Regions from separate parts of the Mus musculus genome. Here region 2 is linked to region 1. Evidence: chromatin loops called from intact Hi-C (ENCODE). Cell type or tissue: heart. All regions are shown on one strand. Each heading gives the region's core, and the rest is flanking DNA. Links, peaks and the distances in the headings are about the cores only.

The links. Hi-C counts contacts between places; a loop is a spot of excess contacts. Peaks named below come from ENCODE experiments on the same cell type or tissue, not always from the same donor. Only the 100,000 strongest peaks of a DNase experiment are listed, where the experiment ranks them.
Region 2: it touches region 1 in a loop (9-fold over the local background); 1 of 42 quality-filtered maps calls a loop at or near these places.

Annotation. Positions count from the first base shown.
Region 1 is chr19:5,363,721-5,368,595 of GRCm38, forward strand. It overlaps Banf1 (BAF nuclear assembly factor 1), which reads right to left and starts at 3,156. Exons shown (of 3, transcript NM_011793.3): 1 at 2,848-3,156; 2 at 2,098-2,236; 3 at 913-1,438. The coding sequence starts at 2,220. The coding sequence ends at 1,292. Eif1ad (eukaryotic translation initiation factor 1A domain containing) reads left to right here and starts at 3,093. Exons shown (of 6, transcript NM_027236.2): 1 at 3,093-3,490; 2 at 4,338-4,556; 3 at 4,702-4,810. The coding sequence starts at 4,470. In heart, for the core only: CTCF peaks have their summits at 2,745 and 3,954 (motif pointing right); DNase peaks (open chromatin) are centred at 2,069 and 2,951; H3K4me3 peaks cover 2,489 bases; H3K27ac peaks cover 2,218 bases.
Region 2 is chr19:5,454,490-5,459,364 of GRCm38, forward strand. Fosl1 (fos-like antigen 1) reads left to right here. Exons shown (of 4, transcript NM_010235.2): 3 at 1-31; 4 at 403-1,449. The coding sequence ends at 819. Ccdc85b (coiled-coil domain containing 85B) reads right to left here and starts at 3,074. Exons shown (of 1, transcript NM_198616.4): 1 at 1-3,074. The coding sequence starts at 2,908. The coding sequence ends at 2,300. In heart, for the core only: a CTCF peak has its summit at 2,840; DNase peaks (open chromatin) are centred at 772, 1,862 and 3,082; H3K4me3 peaks cover 3,545 bases; H3K27ac peaks cover 2,926 bases.

The DNA of each region.
Region 1 (4,875 bases), core at 338-4,337:
GAACAGAGAGAGACCACCCTATTAATTAACCTTCCCTTTATCAAATGACCATGAGAATTGTCTCATCTCACACCCAGTCCCGTACTGCCATCCTTACCTTCCTGGAGAGTAAACATGCAGAAAAGCATTTCATTTGTATAATCAAGCCATTGTTCAATGATACTTTCTGTTGAAGGAATGACTATCAAGCAGGAACCATTGTTACACAGCACTGTACCTGCTCCCCACAACCCTCACCGTATGAAGCTCAAAAAGCATAGCATGGGTTACATGACACAGGAACACAGGCTCCCACACACTTTGAGCTCCAGTGGCTAGTTTCTTGAAAGTTCAAGGGCAAATTAGCTTTCTAAGCTCCAAATCTCTTACCATTCCAAAATAAAAAATGTAATAAGTGCTTACAAAGATACTAGTTTCAGGGTTGGCTCACAATATGAGCTTGAAAACAATAGAAGTAGGATTTGGCTTTCAAGTTTAACCATTTCCTTCCTTTTCTATGGTAGCTTGGCAAACAGCAAAAGTCCCACCCATTCATTCTTGCCAGACGCTAAGAGCACATGCTATGATGACTGGCAGGTGACCTCTTACCCACATCCCATCCACCCGCTTCCTGGTACCTTTGACTCCCACTGACTTTCCACCAGGTGCTGCCTAGACTGACTGCTGACATCTGGAAGCCTTCAGCCTACCTGGCTCCCAGGAGAAAAAAGCCAACCCACACTCTCTCCCACAATGTTTAGGAATTGGGACACCCAGGGCACCTGCCCAGAGCCCACATGGCTAGGGTGGCTCCCTCTTGGGAGGGGAAATAGAAGGCACCAGTTTCGGTCTGCACTGATAACGAATGAAGTAGACGTGTTCAGCCCTGGGAATACACAACTCCCCAGCCTATCTGCTCTCTGACACAGAACACCAAGTATGAAGGCCACTGATTTTATTAATTTAAAAATCTTTTATAAGGACAGTGACTGTTTTTGCCAAAAAAAGGAAAGGAGCCAAAGGGCATCCAACAGATAGTGAGGGAGAAGGGGGCCAGGAATCCATTCAGGAAAGTTGGTAACTGCTGCCACGGAACTGCAGGGGGAGGTGGAAGGGAAAGGCATGCAAGGGAAACGATCCCAGAAAGATTGAAACGCTGAGGGGAGAGAACTCCCCATAGACCCTGGAGTACATAGGAGGTGAGGGTGACAACAGCCATCTTTTCCTTTATGGAGGACAGGGAGGAGCCCTGCCCTGCTGCAGACTCTGGAAACTGTGCTGTGGCTGGGGTATGAGGGATCCCCAGAGAACACTACAAGAAGGCATCACACCATTCTCGAAGGCACCCAAAGCAGTCCCGGGACTGCTTGGCATTGGCACCACATGTATCCTTCAGCCATTCTCGGAAGAGGTCTTCATCTTTCTTTAGCACCAGAAACTGGCCAAGGACCACATAAGCCTGCAGAATAGAAAAGGGCATGTGGCTAAGTGTCTCATGGGCTAAAGCAACAGGACTGTCCACGCTGATACCACTCCGAAGAGGCCAGATCTCTGAAGCTAGGGAGGGTTAGGTGGTAAATACTTCAGAGGGCAAGGCCATTTTTATTTTGATTAAGACAGGGTTTGTTGCCAGGCAGTGGTGGCGCACGACTTTAATCCCAGCACTTGGGAGGCAGAGACAGGCGGATTTCTGAGTTCGAGGCCAGCCTGGTCTACAGAGTGAGTTCCAGGACAGCCAGGGCTACACAGAGAAACCCTGTCTCGAAAAAAAAAAAAAAAGAAAGACAGGGTTTGTTCCTTTGTTGTCAGGGCTGGCATTAAATCCCACGGGAATCCTCTTAGCTCAACTTCCCAAGTGTTAGGGTCATAAGCACAATCCACTATGCCTAGTTTCATTTTCGTGATATTTAAAACACACAAAAGGGCAGGGGACAGTGAGCCACACCTTTAATCCTAGCACTGAGAAGCCCTGTCTCAACAAAACACAAAAATGAAGGAGGCACCATGCCTCCCCAGGTACCCCCCAAACATGTGTGGGCCTCACTCCCAATCTGCGTGGTACCACCTGTTGCCAACCTTCGCTCCTACCCCTCCCTGGCATTTGCAGCCCCCCCACACCTTGTCAAAGCCCCTTTCCTCCAGCCTCTTGCTCAGGACGTCACCAATCCCGGCCAGGCTCCCCACTGGCTTTTCCCCCATGGGCTCTGCCACGAAGTCTCGGTGCTTTTGGGAGGTTGTCATCGTGATCAGGCTTAACCTGGGAATCCCCCCCGCCAAAAAAAAAAAAAAAAAAAAAAGAAAAGTAGGTTAGGGCTGAAGACCACAAGTCCCAAGGGCAATATCCTACCACAGCTACTGTGGCTGCTCCCTTGAGTCCCCCCAACCCATCCCCGGCTATTCGGAAATTTCCACTTTCCGTGGGTCCTGGTTTTGGGTATATTGGATATATCAGCTTGCACTAGCTGGTGGCGCACCTAAGGCAACAGAGCGACTCCCAGACTCAGTAGTCAAGGTCCGCCCTGAAGCCCTCACAGCCCGCGACCCTGGCTACACAGACACTGACCCCGTTGGGAACTAACACGTGGTAGGAACAGCACGCGGCTCTCGCCAGCCTCGCCGCCCTCACTCGGGCTGCCGGCCTCTTCCACGCCTCTCAGGTCCCGCAGGCCCCGCCCTGAGGCCCCGCCCCGCTCCGAGCGCCCCGCCCCCTCCACGCGCCGCCACCCGGACACACCGCGCATCGCCCCTCCCGCAGACTCGGGCTGCCCCGCTGCAAAGGCGCGCCTCCGCGATGGATTCCCCTCCCTCCCGCCTCTGCGCGCCGCCACCGCACGCCAGCCGGAGCACCACTCCGCTTCTCACGCTCACCGGAGGCTCCGGCTCTGGTAACGGCTCCTCGCGCCACTCGGCCGCTCCCGCCCAGACCTCAAGCTACGAGACGGTTCCTCGACTTCCGCTTCCGGGTCGTTTTATGCGCGACCTTCAAAACTAATCCCCAAACTGGGCAGGTCTAGCTACCCGGAGCCATAGAGTTGACGCGCAATCGCCAGCCGCGGCGCCCACGGGGGTCGCTGTTTTCCGGTTCCTCTCAAGAAGCCATCCGGCTTTCGATGGCTTTTGTTTCTCCAGCGGCCCTTCCGGTCTGTGGGATCGAGACCTCCGAGGAGAATGCGTTTTCCTGCCCCGCACTCGGAACTTAGGCTTGCCTCACTTGATGGAGGGAAGAGTTAAAGGGACGGACGAAGAGGGGGCGGGAAATCCGGAGGACCTCTGAGCGCCCCGGAATCGCAATTCCCGGCGCGGTTTCCTCAGGTCTGTCACCTCAGACCGGCAGACGGGAGGGAGGAACAACGGAGGATTGGGGCCGAGCGTCCAGACCGGCGTTACCGTCGGGGCCACCTGCAGGTCACAGTTGTTTGCTCTTTGGTCCCTCGCTGTCGAGGCGCGTCGTGGACGAGCTACTGTCGCCGTCAACCTGGAAAGCGGAGCGTGCTGGTGTGGCGCCGAGCGGGTGAGTTCCGTGGGCAGCTCTCGTGCTGGGCGCCGCGTCGGTCGCTCCGTGCCTGGGATGTGTCGGGAGGCCGTCGTTGTGTGGCTCTCCTGCCTTGGGTGTTGAAGCCTGTGGCGGAACGCAGCTCACCTTAGATTTCGCTCAGAGAGCTTGGCGGGATGACCGATCGGCCTGGGAGGGGGAGGCGTCGCCGTCCTAACAGGACTGAGACGTAGGACTCAGGGCTTGCCCTGTGCTGGGTAGTTTCCGTGATCTCGCCGATTTACTTAGTTTTTCTTTGTTATTGAGAGGGCCGGCCCCGTGCTCCGTGGGTTGGGATTAGTGTTGAGATCGAAGGCTTGAGCCACCCTGACGTCTCAGCTGACACTATAAAACCTGTGTTTCCTGGTTTGGTTTGTTTTTTTTTTAAAGATGTCCCCCATGGGTGGTGTTGTGAGTGCCCTCGGAAGCCAGAAGAGGGCGGTGGATGCCCTTGAATTGGAGTTAAAGGTGGTTGTGAACCATCTGATGTGGGTGCTGGCTCATAGGACATCTCCCTGGCCCTTGAAGGTCCTGCTTGTTTGTTTTTGGTTTACGGTCTCCCTATGTAGACTAGGTTGGCCCAGGACTCAACAAATTTCTGCCTACCTCTCCCTCCCAAGTGCTAAGAATAAAGATATACACCAGCACCTGGCTAAGTCTGTGATTTGTCTTTCAATGATTTCATTCATGTTTTATGTGTATTAGTGTTTTTACCTGCATGTGTGTCTCAAAAGAGGGCGTTGAATCCCCTGTGGCTGGAAACCATACCTGGTTCTCTGCCAGAGCAGCAAGTCCTGCTGTCCCCTAAAGTGCATGTTTTTAACAGGGCGAGGTGGCACTTTTTCGTATAAGGCTGCTTCTCTTGAAAGCAGTCCTGGCTTCTAAGGCTGGCATCCAAATAATTCTGGAAGAAGAACTGACAGTCTGTGCACCCTAACAACCCTGGACAGAAACCAGCATGTCTCAGGCCAGCAAGAGGAAGCATGTGGTGCAGGAGGTGCTGGGGGAGCACATGGTGCCTTCTGACCACCAGCAAATAGTGAAAGTGAGTGCCGCCTGTCTCGGGCTTCCCGTCCTCCTCCCAATGCTCCCATTGCACCGCTGGGTGTGGAAAGGGAAGGCTCAGTGCAGGTCGGAGCATGCTTGATTTAACTGATGAAGTGGCTAGTTCTCGCTTTTTCCTGGACCAGGTCCTCAGGACTCCTGGGAACAATCTGCATGAGGTGGAAACAGCACAGGGGCAGCGCTTCCTGGTGAGCATGCCCTCCAAATACCGCAAGAACATCTGGATCAAGAGAGGTTAGAAGCATCCCTTCACAGTACGGAACCATGGCCTTGACTTCCTTCTCCATAACAGGAGTGGC
Region 2 (4,875 bases), core at 442-4,441, 91 kb after region 1:
AAGAAAGGAGCTGACAGACTTCCTGCAGGCGGTGAGCATCATCCCCAGGCCCGGACCCACAGAGCCCCAAGAGGGGTCTCGGCTCCCAAGAACACAAAAGACCCAAAATTACTCCTCAGGACTCTGTCATCCTCCCTGCCTGTGGGGAAGTCCTGGAAAAAGGATAAGGGAAAGTGGCTTAAATATTGTTTGTCGGGCTTCGAGGCAGAGTCGAAGATGGTAGGCAGCAATTCTCCTAAGATGCCCCCGTCTGATGGGAGTCATGGCCATTTTCTCCCAGAGGCTCACGGGAGGGAGTTGCAGTCCAGACTTGTTGGGGATGACAGGCACAGTCCCTACTCCAGCCTGAGGCTTGGGGATCTTTAGCCTTCATTTTCCTATCTTTCTGCTAATCCTGTAAAGGAGACCGACAAATTGGAGGATGAGAAATCGGGGCTGCAGCGAGAGATTGAAGAGCTGCAGAAGCAGAAGGAACGCCTTGAGCTGGTGCTGGAAGCCCATCGCCCCATCTGCAAAATCCCAGAAGGAGACAAGAAGGACCCAGGTGGTTCTGGCAGCACCAGCGGTGCTAGCAGCCCACCAGCCCCCGGCCGCCCAGTGCCTTGCATCTCCCTTTCTCCAGGACCCGTACTTGAACCGGAAGCACTGCATACCCCCACGCTCATGACCACACCCTCTCTGACTCCTTTTACTCCGAGTCTGGTTTTCACCTATCCTAGCACACCAGAACCTTGCTCCTCCGCTCACCGAAAGAGTAGCAGCAGCAGTGGCGACCCCTCCTCCGACCCCCTGGGCTCTCCTACACTCCTGGCTTTGTGAGGCACCCAGCCACATCCCTTGCTGGTGCTACTCCAAGCCATCCCCTTTCTCCCATTGATCCAGCAGGCCTGGACCATACCCTTGCCCCAAACCAGCAGATCTTTTATCTCTTCCGACTAGAACAAACACATTATGCTTTGATGTAGAGCCAGCTTGGAGGGGATCCCCAAAGCTGCTCACTGTTTTTCTAGAGCTGGCCTATCATAATTTGCACAAAATTAGAGGAAAATATGTTCCCTCTGCCAGAGAACGCCTGGCAGCCCAGACTTTGTAGATCCCCAGGGGTCCTTTGACACCCTTACCCCTTGCAGACCACTTTCCCACACCACGTCACTTTCTTCATGTTATCCAGCCTACTCTACACCTAGACAGAAGGTGCCCTTTGACTAGCCTAGAACACTAACTCACACAGCATCAACAGCCAGCAGCACCGGACATCCTGCAGGCTCCTCCTGAATGGCACAACGCAGGAGGCGCCAGGGGCTTCTGTGAGGAGCGGAGCTGCACTCCCTAGCTCTGAGAAGCGCTTAGCTTCAGGGTATCCGAGCCTCCACCGCAAGGGCAGCTGCTATTTATTTTCCTAAAGAGACTATTTTTATACAAACCTTCCAAAATGGAATAAAAGGCTTGAAGCTCTAGTCTGGGTTGTCATGTTGGATCCAGAGGCTAAAGGAGACCATTTGGAACAGGAGTTCCAGGTTCCAGTCTCAGCATTGACCTTGAAGAAACTACCATATGTTTTTGGACTTCCATATTCTCACCTGAAGAATGGGGCGACCCTCTGCTCTTCCTTGTCTCCTATACTGAGAGACTAAGAATGCTCTGGAGTGCAAGCAAAGAAGATTATCAATTATTTTCCCCATGGGAACCCACACTGCTCCTGTCTTAAGGACTGGGGGGGGGGCAGGGAAGGCCGGTGGTATATCCTTCCACCATCCATGCAGGCGGTTCAGTGGGCTTTAGGCCCCCAACACCTGCTTCCTGTCCCATTGTTTTAGACAGGAAGGAGCCTGGAAGGGAGCTGGAGCCACTACAGCGGCCGGATTTCAGCCTGTCTTGGCGCCCATCGGGGGAGTTAGTGGTCTACCACCGTCTCAAATCCCACCCCAATCCCAGGTAATAGGGAGTCAGCCCTAGCTCTGCAGTTCCTCCGGATGAGAACTGCACTGCATCTCTGGGTTTACGCCCTCTTCCCAACCCCGGCGAGTTCTAGACACAAGCTGGCCAGGCTTCGGGCTCTGCTTCCTTCCCAGTTTATTAGTCCCCACCCAACCACACAGCAAGTCCCTCCACTTCAGCCTCCATTTCCCCTGCTGCTCTGCCAGCAAGAGCAAGGAGCCCTCCTCAGTGCCAGGGCTTTTCCAGTCCATTCCAGCGCCCTGGTGCTCAGCCGAAGCTACGACCAGGTCTGGAGGTCCACAGCATTCCCCGAGCTCAGGGAGCAATCCAGGCAGGCATTGGCGTGGAAAATGCGGCGCCCTCAGTCATCAGGGGAGCAGGCTAGGGGCAACTGATCCGGGCTGCCCACACTGCCAGTGCTGGAACTTCCATCGCCTAGGTCGCGGGGCCCGCACGGTGGCAGGGCGAGCTCGGGTGTGGGCCCAGCACCTGAGCCCACTGCGCCGCCGGGGCCACCGCGGGGGCCCCACTCTTCGCCCAGTGCTAAGCAAAGCTCCTTAAGGGCCAGATTTTCCCGCAGCAGCTCCTCCTGGCGGCCTTCCAGCTCCGCTAGCTTCTGCCAACAGCCACCCAGGTCCTCGCGCACCGCCCGGGATGCTTGGGTCCCAAAGAGCTGCCACTGGCGCGCCGCACGCCGTCCTCGTTGGCGCTCCGAGTCCAGAAAGCAGCAGAGGTCGCGCAGCTCCCGGTTCTCCGCCTGCAGGCGCCGGTTGAGCTGTTTGAGCTCACGGATCTCGCCCAGGTGACCCTGCAGCTGCCGATTCACCTCCTGCATCAGGCGGCCGCGCTGCACTAGCGCTGCCAGGCGCGCCGCCTCCTCCCGCCGCAGGCGCCGCACCAGCTCCTCCTTACCCAGCGCCGCCATCTCCTCGTCCGTCAGCTCCTCCAGGCCGCCTGCTTCGGCCTCCATAGTTGATCAGGCAGCTGCAGCATCGCCCGCCCACGGCCGAGGCTCTGGAGCCCCTCCTCGGGCCGGTTGCCTCTCAGGCTCCGACCCGGGCTCTGGCTCCGAGGACCGTAGGCAGTGGAAGAGGCAGCGTAGGCTGCAGCAGCTACCCTGGGGTGGGCACGAGGCAGGGCGCGCGCCGGGGCGGGGCCTCGTGATGTTGCCCAAGAACAGCCAATCCAGAAAGTCTCCCAGGAAGGGGCGGAGCCTAAGCCTGTAGCTCTCTTTTCTCGCCCACTCCGGACCTGGGTGTCACGACCCTCAAACAGTAGAGACCTTCTCTCTCCTTTCCTTCTATGGTCATCTCAGCGGGACTTGAAGGCGTTACAGGACTCCATGTTCCAAAATCCCTCGAGCACTTTTTGAGAAATGATATTCAGGTGTCTGCCTTTGACTCCTTCCCACTCCGCAACAGAAGCTAAACAGATGGCTTACCAGGCTCTTCTTCCTTTCCGAGAACTATGAAGCATCACTCCCTCGCAGCTACTCCGAATCTAGAGTCAAAGGTCCTGGCCCATTCCCAACCCTCCCTCCCTTCCTCCCAGGGACCGTTTCCTGCCTGCAGGATGGGCCATCCAAAGGATTTGTTTGTTTAATAAACCTTTGTTGTGTGAAAGGTCCGTGTAGAAATACGCTTAACAATAATCCTGTACTTGATCAAAAAGGTCAAAATCTGACAGAAGAAGCCAAGGCTACACAGAGAAACCCTGTCTTGCAGAGAGAGAGAGCGAGAGCGAGAGAGCGAGAGAGAGAGAGAGAGAGAGAGAGAGAATCTTTTGGGGAAGAGAGAGAGGGCAGGCACAGAAGCTCACGTTGAGCATATGGCTCAATGACAACGCACTTACCTAGCATGTGGAAGGCCCTGGTTTATTCTTGGACCATAAAAAAAGGATGTGATACAGAAGTAGTCTCTGAGATCCCCAAAATATTTCCCAAAGAGGAAATACCTGAGGGGCCATTAAAGATGCATAAGATGCCAGCAGGGAGTTCCAGGACAGATAGGACTATGTAGAGAGACCCTGTCATCAAAACACAAAATACAAGACTGCCAAGAGAGAAAGAGTATGTGAAAGAAGCAAGAAGTGTGGGAAGAGTCACTGCTGCCCTGGAGAGTCTAGCTCCTTTAGGATTAAGCGAGGCTAGTTCTGAGAGTCTGGTAAGCGTGGGTATATGGGAAGTGGTAAGATGAGGAGGCTTTGAAGAGCAGGGTATATTGGTGGCTCCTATCCTGCAATCCCAGTGCTTGAGAGGTTGAAGTTGGAAAGGGAAGTAGACTTCAATGGCGGATAGATGTCGAGTTCTTAAGGACCTGCAGTTCTGGGCTAGAGGCTTGACAAAGGCCAGGTAGAATTTTAAAGAGGGAAATAACATTTCAAAATGTTTTGAGACAGGGTATGTAATCCTGGAGAGCCTGAAAGTAGACCAGGTTGGCCTCCAATTCACGGAGATTCTCTGGCCTCTGTGTAGGAATTACAAGCATGAACCACCACAGTCAAGAAAATATACATTTTAAAAAGACTTTTCTGAAGCCAGTTGTGTTGGTATTTGCCAGTAATCCCAGCACTTGGAAGGGAGCTGCAGGAGCCTCAGGAATTCAAGGTCATCCTCCCCACAGCAAATTCAAGACCTGATCTGTAGGAGACTTTGTCCCCAACTCTGTCCCCGCCAAAGAAGTCTCCACGTGTGCTGTGTGGGGTGGATTCTGGTGGCAGAGTGCACTGTAGATGAATAACACTGTGTCAGTGAACAGAGAGCTGTGCAGAACTAGGCTGGCACTGAGTCAGTGGGGCGGGGAGTAAGCCGCAGAGAGAGGCACTCAGCAGGCACATCAACAGCTCTGAATGCCTGAAGAGAGAAATTTGGGAGATAGCCCAGGTTTCTAGAACGAGATGGGTGCTGAGGCTGCCACGGAGATAAGAGTACAGGGAAAC